2 separate regions of the Homo sapiens genome follow, and region 1 is linked to region 2. Evidence: chromatin loops called from intact Hi-C (ENCODE). Cell type or tissue: B cell. All regions are shown on one strand. Links, peaks and the distances in the headings refer to the core of each region. The heading gives the core; the rest is flanking DNA.

What was found. Hi-C counts contacts between places; a loop is a spot of excess contacts. Peaks named below come from ENCODE experiments on the same cell type or tissue, not always from the same donor. Only the 100,000 strongest peaks of a DNase experiment are listed, where the experiment ranks them.
Region 1: a loop joins it to region 2, with 3 times the contacts of the local background. A loop is called at or near these places in 1 of 110 quality-filtered maps.

Annotation. Positions count from the first base shown.
Region 1 is chr3:177,322,382-177,327,759 of GRCh38, reverse strand. LINC00501 (long intergenic non-protein coding RNA 501) reads right to left here. Exons shown (of 2, transcript NR_047465.1): 2 at 4,325-5,378. Among named protein-coding and RNA genes, the nearest start is that of LINC00501, 31 kb to the right of the region's middle. In B cell, for the core only: no CTCF peak of the experiment used is centred there; a DNase peak (open chromatin) is centred at 2,369; H3K27ac peaks cover 338 bases.
Region 2 is chr3:177,243,966-177,249,343 of GRCh38, reverse strand. It overlaps LOC107986053 (a long non-coding RNA gene), which reads right to left. Exons shown (of 3, transcript XR_001740576.2): 3 at 711-776. Among named protein-coding and RNA genes, the nearest start is that of LINC00501, 48 kb to the left of the region's middle. In B cell, for the core only: no CTCF peak of the experiment used is centred there; DNase peaks (open chromatin) are centred at 1,843 and 2,123; H3K4me3 peaks cover 856 bases; H3K27ac peaks cover 539 bases.

The DNA.
Region 1 (5,378 bases), core at 178-5,177, 78 kb before region 2:
GCCTCGCTCTGTCGCCCAGGCTGGTGTGCAGTGGCGTGACCTTGGCTCACTGCAACCTCTGCCTCCCAGGTCCAAGCAATTGTCCTGCCTCAGCCTTCCGAGTAGCTGGGATTACAGGCGTGCGCCATCACATCCGGCTAATTTTTGTATTTTTGGAAGAGACAGGGTTTCACCATGTTGGCCAGGCTGGTCTTGAACTCCTGGCTTCAAGTGATCCACCCCCTCCAGGCCTCCCAAAGTGCTGGGATTATAGGCGTTAGCTACCACATCTGGCCACTATTGAGCTTTATAGAGACTGAACACCTGGCCATGTCACCTGAGCTGCCCACAATTGACTAGGTGTTATCTGATTCATTAGGCCACACAATTAAGCATGCATGGCAATACTTCATCACCAAGTGGAAATGGTACACACCAAACCAGACTCCAGCAGATTCTGAAGCAACAATGTAGTCACGTGTACTGAAGGCTCGGGCTCCTATGGCACATTCTTCTGCAGCATTGCCATCTTTCCTTCATCCAGTGTTAGGTTTTTATGGTGATCTCCCTGTGAACAAATTGCTGAAGAAGAATCTGGTTTATAGATTTCTTTTTTTCCAGTACACTGGCAAGCTAGGAATAGAGCATTATAGCCACGATAAGAAGTGTGCTAAAACAAACAAACACACTAAGAAAGAGAAATCCTGACCGAACGCAGTGGCTCATGCCTGTAATCCCAGCACTTTGGGAGGCTGAGCTGGATGATCACCTGACGTTGGGAGTTCAAGACCAGCTTGGCCAACATGGTGAAACTCTGTCTCTACCAAAAAAAAAAAAAAAAAAAAGAAAAGAAAAGAAAAAAGAAAGAAAAAGAAAAAGAAAAGAGAAATCCTTTCAGTGGAAAGACTTTAAGCAACATTATCTCCTTGTCCGCTTTGGATTGAGAGATGGCCTGAGATACGGATGGACGTTTACTGCTTCGTGTATAATGGCTAATGGTTTGGCTGAACAATCAGGAATTTAGAAAGAAAGGATTAGAATATTGTCTGCAAAGCAGTATGTGGACGGACCTCTTAATTGTCAGAGCATGAGGGTATTTAAGTGTTGTGCGAACGCTCACAAAGGCATCTGCTACAGAGCTCTCAATAATCAGGTAGGAAGGATGGCTTATTCAATGGATGTCTGTCAGCTTATTTCTCCAAACAGGTACTTGCTCAATAGATTCATATACAAAAGACCATGCCAGCAAGGACGAAGGCTGCATATGGGCTCAGCACCATAGACTTCCCATTGGTGATCTGCTCACCACCACCATTAAGTGCTTAAGCTGACAGTAGCAGAGGCCAACACACGTTTCTATTATACCACCATTTGGTAGGGAAGGGGGACAATCCAGGCACCAGCGGCACTGAACCACTTCCATCATGAGGAGCTCTAGTTGTCTTCCCCAGAATAGACACTTAATCTGGATATTGATTTGTTTTATTTGGTTGCAATATTTCTGCCAACACACTATCCATGGACTTATGGATTGCCTTATCCACCTTCATGGTATCCCACGCAACATTGTTCAGGCTAAGGAACTCATTAAAAAAGAAAAGAAAAAAGTATAGCAATGGGCTCATGCCCATGGAACTCACTGGTCTTATCACTAACTCTTAGAAAGATCTGGCCTCGGTTGGGTGTGGTGGCTTACGCCTGTAATCCCAGCACTTTGGGAGGCCAAGGCAGGTGGATCACCTGAGGTCAGGAGTTCGAGACCAGGCTGGCCAACATGGTGAGACCCCGTCACTACTAAAAATACAAAAAATTAGCCAGGCATGGTGGTGCATGCCTGTAATCCCAGCTACATGGGAGGCTAAGGCAGGAGAATCACTTGAACCCACAAGGTGGAGGTTGCAGCGAGCCGAGACAGCTTCCACTACACTCCAGCCTGAGTGACAGAGTGAGACTCTGTCTCAAAAAAAAAAAAAAAAAAAAAGGATCTGGCCTCAGAGAAAAGGTAGAATGGTCTCCTAACGACTCAGTTGAGAGAACATCTGTGGGGTGAAATCACTATCCTACGAGATGCAGTATATGCACTTAAAACTGTGACCAATACGTGGTGCTTCTTTCCCCATAGCCAGAATCTATGGTTCTGGAAATAAAGAGGTAAAAATGACAATAGTTGCTCTCACTGTTCCTCCCAATAACCCACTTATAGAATTTTTGCTTCCTATTCCCATAGCTTTGTGTTCCACTTGTTAGAGAGCTTGGTTCCTAAAGGAAGAATGATTCTAGCAGGGAAACAACAATTGTTCTATTGAATTGGAAGTTGAGATTACCATCTGGCAATTTCAGTTCCTTGTGTCACTGAACGAACAGACAAAGGAAGAGGTTACTGCACTGGTTGGGGTGATTGCTTCTGTTTAGCTGTATTGGCTGCTGCACAGTGTGGCCGGGGCATACTAGATCTGGAGCTGAAGGGACTCTCTAAGGCATCTCTGTCATTTTTTATGCCTGATAAAGACAGGGCTTTGGGCTGGATGCAGTGGGACACGCCTGCAATCCCAGCACTTTGGGAGGCCGAGGTGGGTGAATCATTTGGGGTCAGGAGTTTGAGACCAGCCTGGCCAACCTGGTGAAACCCTGCCTCTACTAAAAATACAAAAATTAGCCAGGCGTGGTGATGTGCGCTTGTAATCCCAAGTACTCAGGAGGCTGAGGCAGGAGAATGGCTTGAACCCGGGAGGCGGAGTTTGCAGTGAGCTGAGATTGCGCCACTGTTCTCCAGCCTGGTGACAGAGTGAGCCCCCATCTCAAAAATAAAAATAAATAAAAAAAAATAAAGGTGGGGGGCTGAAAAAACCTCAGACCCTTCCGGGTCACTTCACTAGATAAAGAATACTGACCAGCTGGCGGAAGGCAAGGGAAATGTAGAATAGGTAGTAGAAAAAGGAATTTATAAATATTAACTGTGGCTTTGTGACCAGTTCCAGAAATAAAGTAGTGGATACGAATACTTTTGTCTTCATTTGTTTCTCTTCTTTTTTTCCTCCTAACTTTCAAATATTTTATATAAACACTGTTGGTGATAATTAACTTTATAATATATAAAGAGTATATAAATGTATATACACTATATATATATATATATTCTCTTATGAATAAAAACAATAATTAACATCACCCAGAGATGAATGTGAAGAGTGTTAAGAGATTTGTAACTCCATTTTAGGGGTAGAAGTTGAAAGCATGTTTTCAAAGGGAAGTTACAACTTGCTACCAGAAGCATGAAGTTACTATTGCTGCAGTAGAGAAGTTTTCAAATGGGTAGAGGATGATATGTGGATGCTTGGTACCCAACGGGAGGATCTGTGATGCTTATTCACCTACCGCCTCTCAGCCCCAGATGCAGCTTCTACACAGTGCTCTGTGATGCTGGGGTTAGGGATATGAGAACCATATTTCTTTTCTTTTTATAGACAGTCTTGCTCTGTCGCCCAAGCTGGTGCTCTTGGCTCACTGCAACCTCCACCTCCCGAGCTCAAGCGATTCTCCTGCCTCAGCCTCCCGAGTAGCTGGGACTACAGGTGCGTGCCACCACGCCTGGCTAATTTTTGTATTTTTTAGTAGAAATGGGGTTTCACCATGTTGGCCAGGCTAGCCTCGAACTCCTGATCTCAGGTGATCCGCCTGCCTCGGCCTCCTAAAGTGCTGGGATTACAAGTGTGAGCCACCATGCCTGGCCGCGAACCACATTTCTAAGACTCTTTTTACCAACTTTCGCCAGTTAAATTCTGCCAGTGAGAGGCATTGAGGGAACTATGAAAGGGAGAAGGGGAGAGGAGATACTTTTCCTGCCTTTGGCCATCGTCAGCATCTCTCCAGCACAGACACAGCAAAGCCTCTAGCATCTTTTGGCACCCCGAGGATGGCCAGGCCAAATCCCCTCTGGGTCTGGACATCAGCTGCACAGTGGCCTCCTAGAAGCCCACACAGTTTCTAGCATAGCCATGAGGCACCTCTGCAGAGGCTTCAGCCAGCTGGGCAGGTGCTCTCAGTGACTGGGCACAGCTGTGTGACACCCTCTTAGCAGCCTCAATAACAACTAAGCCACGGCCTCTCCCCAAACCCCAGTCTGAGGCAGTGGCTCCTCATAGCTGTAGGGATGGTAGCTACTTATGATTTTCATAATCTCTTGGTTAGTTCGCTATCCTTTTTTTTTTTCAGGCTAGTAATTCCTTGTATTTACCCGCCTCTGTTTAAAACATCCAGTATGGTTTCTCTTTTCCTAACTGGATCTCAACAGATACCAGCATATATTTTTTATGTTGATAATAAAAAATTTAAAATACACACAGAGTCCAAATAAAAATATTTAATATTTGTGAACATCTTTTATTAGTTTGAGTTTTTAAAAAATTAAACCTCCTCCAGAATTCAACCTCCTTCTGTTGCTGGACAGTGTGAGACCTCAGTTTCCCTTGGGATCACGTCGCCATGTTAGTCTTCCTGGTGGCATTTTGCCCAGCTTCTAGTCTTTTTCCCACAAATACAAAAACAGGCTATATAGCCCCTTCTAGAGTACTGAGGGCAAAGACTAAAAGCGTTATTCGATGTGAATATAGGGAAGTCAAAACAATGACTTTTCAAAAATTGCAGCCTCAGTGTGTATCCATTACACAGAATGCGTCTACTTCTCAGTTCATATGGCATAAAAACACAGGGGTTCACTGCCTGTCTTTGGGGATGGGGTCACGTGGGCCAATAGCGGGACTGACACGTGAACTTCCTAGTCCTGCCAAATGTCATGAGGAGAGTGGCGATTTAAGCAGACATGCATGCCAGTGCAACACGGAAGAAACTTCTTAAGGCACTGGCTCCTAAGAGAAGCATTCTTCCCCGGGAATGTGCCGACATGTACGGGCTTCCTAGAAGTTCTATACAGTTGGGGCAGTTTCAAAATGAGACAATGAGCAGAAAAATCGCAGCGCATCCCCCCTTTGCCTTCCATTTTATTTCTGCGGCCCCCACCCTCCAACGGAGGGAAGCTTTGTAAGCTGAAATGAAAAAAGGCATCTACAATAAAATGAGGGATCCCACTGCCACTGGTATTGAAATTCCTACTGTGGCTAACGAGCAATAGCAAACATTTAAAAATATGCTTCACTATCCCTTATTCAGTTCATCCGCAGGAGAGGAGATGTTTCCATTGCACTTGGGAGAACAGGGACTTGGGTTTCATGTCTGCAGATGGGCTACAGGCACATACAAGATAATGTGCTCTTGCCGGGTGCAGTGGCTCACGCCTGTAATTCCAGCACTTTGGGAGGCTGAGACGGGCGGATCACGAGGTCAGAAGATCGAGATCATCCTGGCTAACACGGTGAAACCCCGTCTCGACTAAAAATACAAAA
Region 2 (5,378 bases), core at 169-5,168:
GTAGGCCGGGCACGGTGGCTCATGCCTGTAATCCCAGCACTTCGGGAGGCCGGGGCGGGTAGATTACCCAAGCTCAGGACTTTGAGATCAGCCTGACCAACATGGCAAAACCCCGTTTCTACTAAAAATACAAAAATCAGCCAGGTGTGGTGGCACGCGCCTGTAATCTCAGCTACTCGGGAGGCTGAGGCAGGAGAATCGCTTGAACCCAGGAGGTTGCAGTGAGCCGAGATCGTGCCACTGCACTCCAGCCTGGGTGACAGAGCAAGACTCTGCCAAAACAAACAAACAAACAAACAAACAAAAACTTACTAAGGTCAATGCCTTAAGGATGGATAATCAATAAGGCAGGAACAAGTATCTCTGACCGAAGGGCCACCTCATACCCATCCTAGAATAATATTCTTGAACTATTACATGAGTTTCAAAAAGAAAATATTCCAGATTATATGGCCAGAGCCCAGCCTCCCTCCCAAAAAATAGTACCCTTATCCCCAAAGAAAGAACTCTAGAATCATCTCTCATTTCACTGATGGTTCTTTATATGCTTTTTCCTTTCACTCATGGGTACTATAAATATTTATTATAGTCAATGATCTATTTATATAACCTTTCAATTTTTTATTATCCAGTTATCTGGATGCCCTCTATAAGACCTGCTGCTTCCATGTTATCAATCTTAAATTATAATGGGAAAAGAAGATATACCCGCAAAATGCCTTCTTACACTTGGAGTCCTAAAGGTGTCTTTTCCAAGGAAAGATGGGCCATCCATGCTGAAACAAGCAAAATACAAGTCAGTATGGAAAATTTCTTATTGTATCTTGAGTTTCAAGGGGGATTGGTAAGGACAACTTCACACATACTTTCAGTGGCCAGTTGCATAAATGTAAGTATGTACGGACCATTGCACTGGCCTCTTAACTCATCTACCTGTTTCCACTATGTACCCCTGAAATCTGAATGCCAGAAAGATCTTTCTAAAATGCAAAGGATCACGTCGCTTAAATTCTTCTTCTTTTTTGTGGGGGGGGTGGGGGGGGGGCGTGTGGGGCGGGCAGGGACGGAGTTTCGCTCTTGCTGCCCAGGCTGGAGTGCAATGGTGCCATCTTGGCTCACCACAACCTTCGCCTCCTGGGTTCAAGCAATTCTCCTGCCTCAGCCTCCCGAGTAGCTGAGATTACAGGCTCCCGCCACCACGCCCAGCTGATTTTTGTATTTTTGGTGGAGACGGGATTTTGCCATGTTGGCCAGGCTGGTCTTGAACTTCCGACCTCAGGTGATCAGCTCGCCTTGGCCTCCCAAAGTGCTGGGATTATAGGTGTGAGCCACTGTGCCTGGCCTTTTTTTTTTTTTTTTTGAGACAGAATCTCGCTCTGTTGCCCAGGCTGGAGTTCAGTGGCGCGATCTTGGCTCACCACAATCTCCGCCTCCCGGGTTCAAGCGATTCTTTTGCCTCAGCCTCCCGAGTAGCTGGGACTACAGGCACGCGCCACCACACCAAGCTAATTTTTTTTTTTTTTGAGACAGAGTCTCGCTCTGTTGCCCAGGCTGGAGTGCAGTGGCACGATCTCCGCTCACTGCAAGCTCCGCCTCCCGGGTTCACGCCATTCTCCTGCCTCAGCCTCCCAAGTAGCTGGGACTATAGGCGCCCATCACCACGCCCGGCTAATTTTTTTGTATTTTTAGTAGAGACGGGGTTTCACCGTGTTAGCCAGGATGGTCTCGATATCCTGACCTCGTGATCTGCCCGCCTCGGCCTCACAAAGTGCTAGGATTACAGGCGTAAGCCACCGCGCATGGCTAATTTTTGTATTTTAAGTAGAGACGGGGTTTCGCTATGTATTTTAAGTAGAGACGGGGTTTCGCTATGTTGGCCAGCTGGTCTCCAACTCCTGACCTCGTGATCTGCCCGCCTGGGCCTCCCAAAGTGCTGGGATTACAGGCGTGAGCCACTGCGCCTGGCCCCTCCCACTTAAAATCTTTCATTGGATTTCCACCGCTCTTGGAAAAACACCAAAGTCCTCACTGTGACCTGAGAACCCCCTTGGGACCCTAATCTTCCTATGCCTCCCTCTCCTGTGCTCACTGACTGCCTCTCACATTTGTCTTTCTTCAATTCCTTCCAAACTACTATCTTCTTCCTTTTGAAGAACCTTTACAAAGGTTATTTCTTTTGCTTGAAATAGTCTTCCCTTCTCATGCCTCCCTCAACTTATTTAACTCCTACTCAAATGTCACATTTTTAGGGAAGTAAGCCTCTTCAGACTTATTTGCATTCCCCATCATGCAAATTTATATGATTACACTTTTTCACAGAACTTTTACAGTCGTAATTTTCTGTGCATTTGTAAGCATATTTGATTCAAGTATGGCCACAAGGCTCATGACAGGATGGACAACGTCTATTTTGCTCACAATTGTCTCTTATGGCTTATGAGGGGATTTAATAAATATTGGTTGAATAAAATGAATAAATGAATGAATGAAATATAATTTGTAAGGTAAGGATAAAAGGCTTGTTCTTAGAGCCTGGAATTCTCTTCATTGTTTAAGTCTGATGACATAACATGAATTGGGAAATGTATTAAGAATTTCCGGAATTTTTTTTTTTTGAGACGGTGTTTCACTCTTGTTGCCCAGGCTGGAGTGCAGTGGCGCGATCTCAGCTCATGGCAACCTCCGCCTCCCGGGTTCAAGCAATTCTCCTGCCTCAGCCTCCCAAGTAGCTGGGATTACAGGTGCCCGACAACACGCCCAGCTATTTTTTTGTATTTTTAGTAGAGATGAAGTTTCACTATGTTGGCCAGGCTGGTCTCAAACTCCTGACCTCAGGCGATCTACAGTCTCGGCCTCCCAAAATGCTAGGATTACAGGCGTGAGCAACCGCGCCCGGCCGATTTCTGGAATTTGATTGTTGAGCCTGAAATGTATGTTTATAAGGCTCCATTTCTCTTTCTTTCTTTCTTCCTTTTTTCCTTTCTTTCTCTCGTTCTCTCCTTCTTTCTTTCTTTCTTTCTTTCTGTCTTTCTTTTTTGACATGGTGTCTTGCTCTGTCGCCCAGGCTGGAGGGCAGTGGCACAATCTCGGCTCACTGCAACCTCTGCCTCTCGGGTTCAAGCCATCCTCCTGCCTCAGCCTCCCAAGTAGCTGGGATTACAGGCATGCACCACTACTCCCAGCTAATTTTTGTATTTTTAGTAGAGACGGGGCTTCACCATATTGCCCAGGCTGGTCTCGAACTCCTGACCTCAAGTAATCTGCCCACCTTGGCCTCCCATAGTGCTGAGATTGCAAGTGTGAGCCAACGTGCCTGGCCATCAGGCTCCATTTCTATTTGTAACTGCCAACTAGAAACAATATGAAAGAGCAGTGGCTCTATAAAAATGTTAGCCAAACCCGTACTTGTGTATATGATATCCCGGAGTGCAAACTCAAGCGTGGCAAAAGAGAGGGAGAGGCTTACATGAGGACAGATAGCATGGTATGGTGGTTACGAGCTCAGTCTTTGGAACCCAACTCTCTGGTTTTGAAACTCTGCCCCATTGTTTATGAGCTATTATTCTTAGGCAGTTTCCTGTTTTCTCTGTGCCTCAGTTTTCCCGACTACAATATGGAGCTAAACGGTGCCTCATAGGCTTATGAGAATTCAACCATTTCACATTAGTAAAATGCTTTGAAGATTTCCTGCAAGAGGACAAGCGCTACATAAGTGTTAAATAAATAATACACACTTCATGGGAGTTGCTGTTCCCGGAGAGGTAAAAATATATTAGTAGTCACAATAGTCAAGTACTGCATATATAAATGCCACTTCAGAGGGTATAGGTCAGGTCTACTCCCTTCTCACCATCCTCAATCCATTGTCTTGGGTTAAGGAATTGTGTCACCAAGACTTTCTTGTTACATACAGATGTTTTCCGGGAGCTATAAACAGGGAGCTATTACCACAGCTTTAGCAAGGTCTAAGTGTAAGGTCTAGGATGATTCATTTCAATATACAGAAGTCAGAAAGAAGTAGTTCATTTAGGGCCAGGCCCGGTGGCTCACGCCTGTAATCCCAGTAATTTGGGAGGCCAAGGCAGGCGGTTCACAAGGTCAGGAGTTCGAGACCAGCCTGGCCAACATGGTGAAACACCATCTCTACTAAAAATACAAAAAAATTAGCCAGGTGTAGTGGCACATGCCTGTGATCCCAGCTACTTGGGAGGCTGAGGCAGGAGAATCGCTTGAACCCAGGAAGCGGAGGTTGTGGTGAGCGGAGATTGTGCCATTGCACTCCAGCCTGGGCGACAAAGCACGACTCTGTCTCAAAAAAAAAATTATAATAATACATAAGAAGTAGTTCATTTAATCTAACAAATATTTACTGAGAATTTCTGAGATTGGCTAGCTGCTTCCCATTTGCCATGTTCTTGCCCTCCTGGGCACACTGCTGGCTTGCATAGCCCATGTGCCTTGAATCTAGGAAGGGACCATAGAGAGCTCTCTCTCCAGTGCGTTGTGAGCAGGGCGATGGGAGGCACTTGTGGGCCATGGCAGTTGACAGGTGTGCTTTCTACATCCACTCTCTTTTGTCCCTTATCTGAGGCTGTGCTGGAGGGCTCTGACTTCCTGGGTATTGCAAAGACTTCGGAAAGAAGGTCTCTTAAGTGACTGCACAGAGCAGAGCTTCCACCTCCCCTAATTCCAATCTGAGGTTTCTCTGTTATCTGAGTTTAAATTGGAGCCTAGGAGTCATTTTAATGGGGCTTCATCACCAAGCAGCTCGATGAGTGGTATTACTACGTATTTAAAACTAGCTTTGGGCTGGACATGGTGGCTTATGCCTGTAATCCCACCACTTTGGGAGGCTAAGGCAGGTAGATTGCTTGAGCACTCATGGCAAAACCTCATCTGTACAAAAAATAAAAAAAAATTAGCTGGCGTAGTGATGTATGCCTGTTGTCCTAGCTGCTTGAGAGGCTAGGTGGAAGAATCACCTGAGCCCGAGAGGCCGAGGCTGCAGTGAGCTATGATTGTGCCACTGCACTCCAGCCTGGACAACAGAGTGAGACCCTGTCTCAAAAGAAACAAAAGACTGGGCATGGTGGCTCACGCCTGTAATCCCAGCACTTTGGGAGGCCAAGGCAGGAGGATCACTTGAGGTCAGGAGTTCGAGACCAGCCTAGCCAACATGGTGAACCCTGTCTCTACTAAAAGTACAAAAATTAGCCGGGCACGGTGATGGGCACCTGTAATCGCAGCTGCTGTGGAGGCTGAGGCAGGAGAATCACTTTAACCCAGGAGGACTGAACCTAGACAGAGCTGGGATTACAGGCACGTGCCACCAAACCCAGCTAATTTTTGTATTTTTAGTAAAGACGGGGTTCACCATG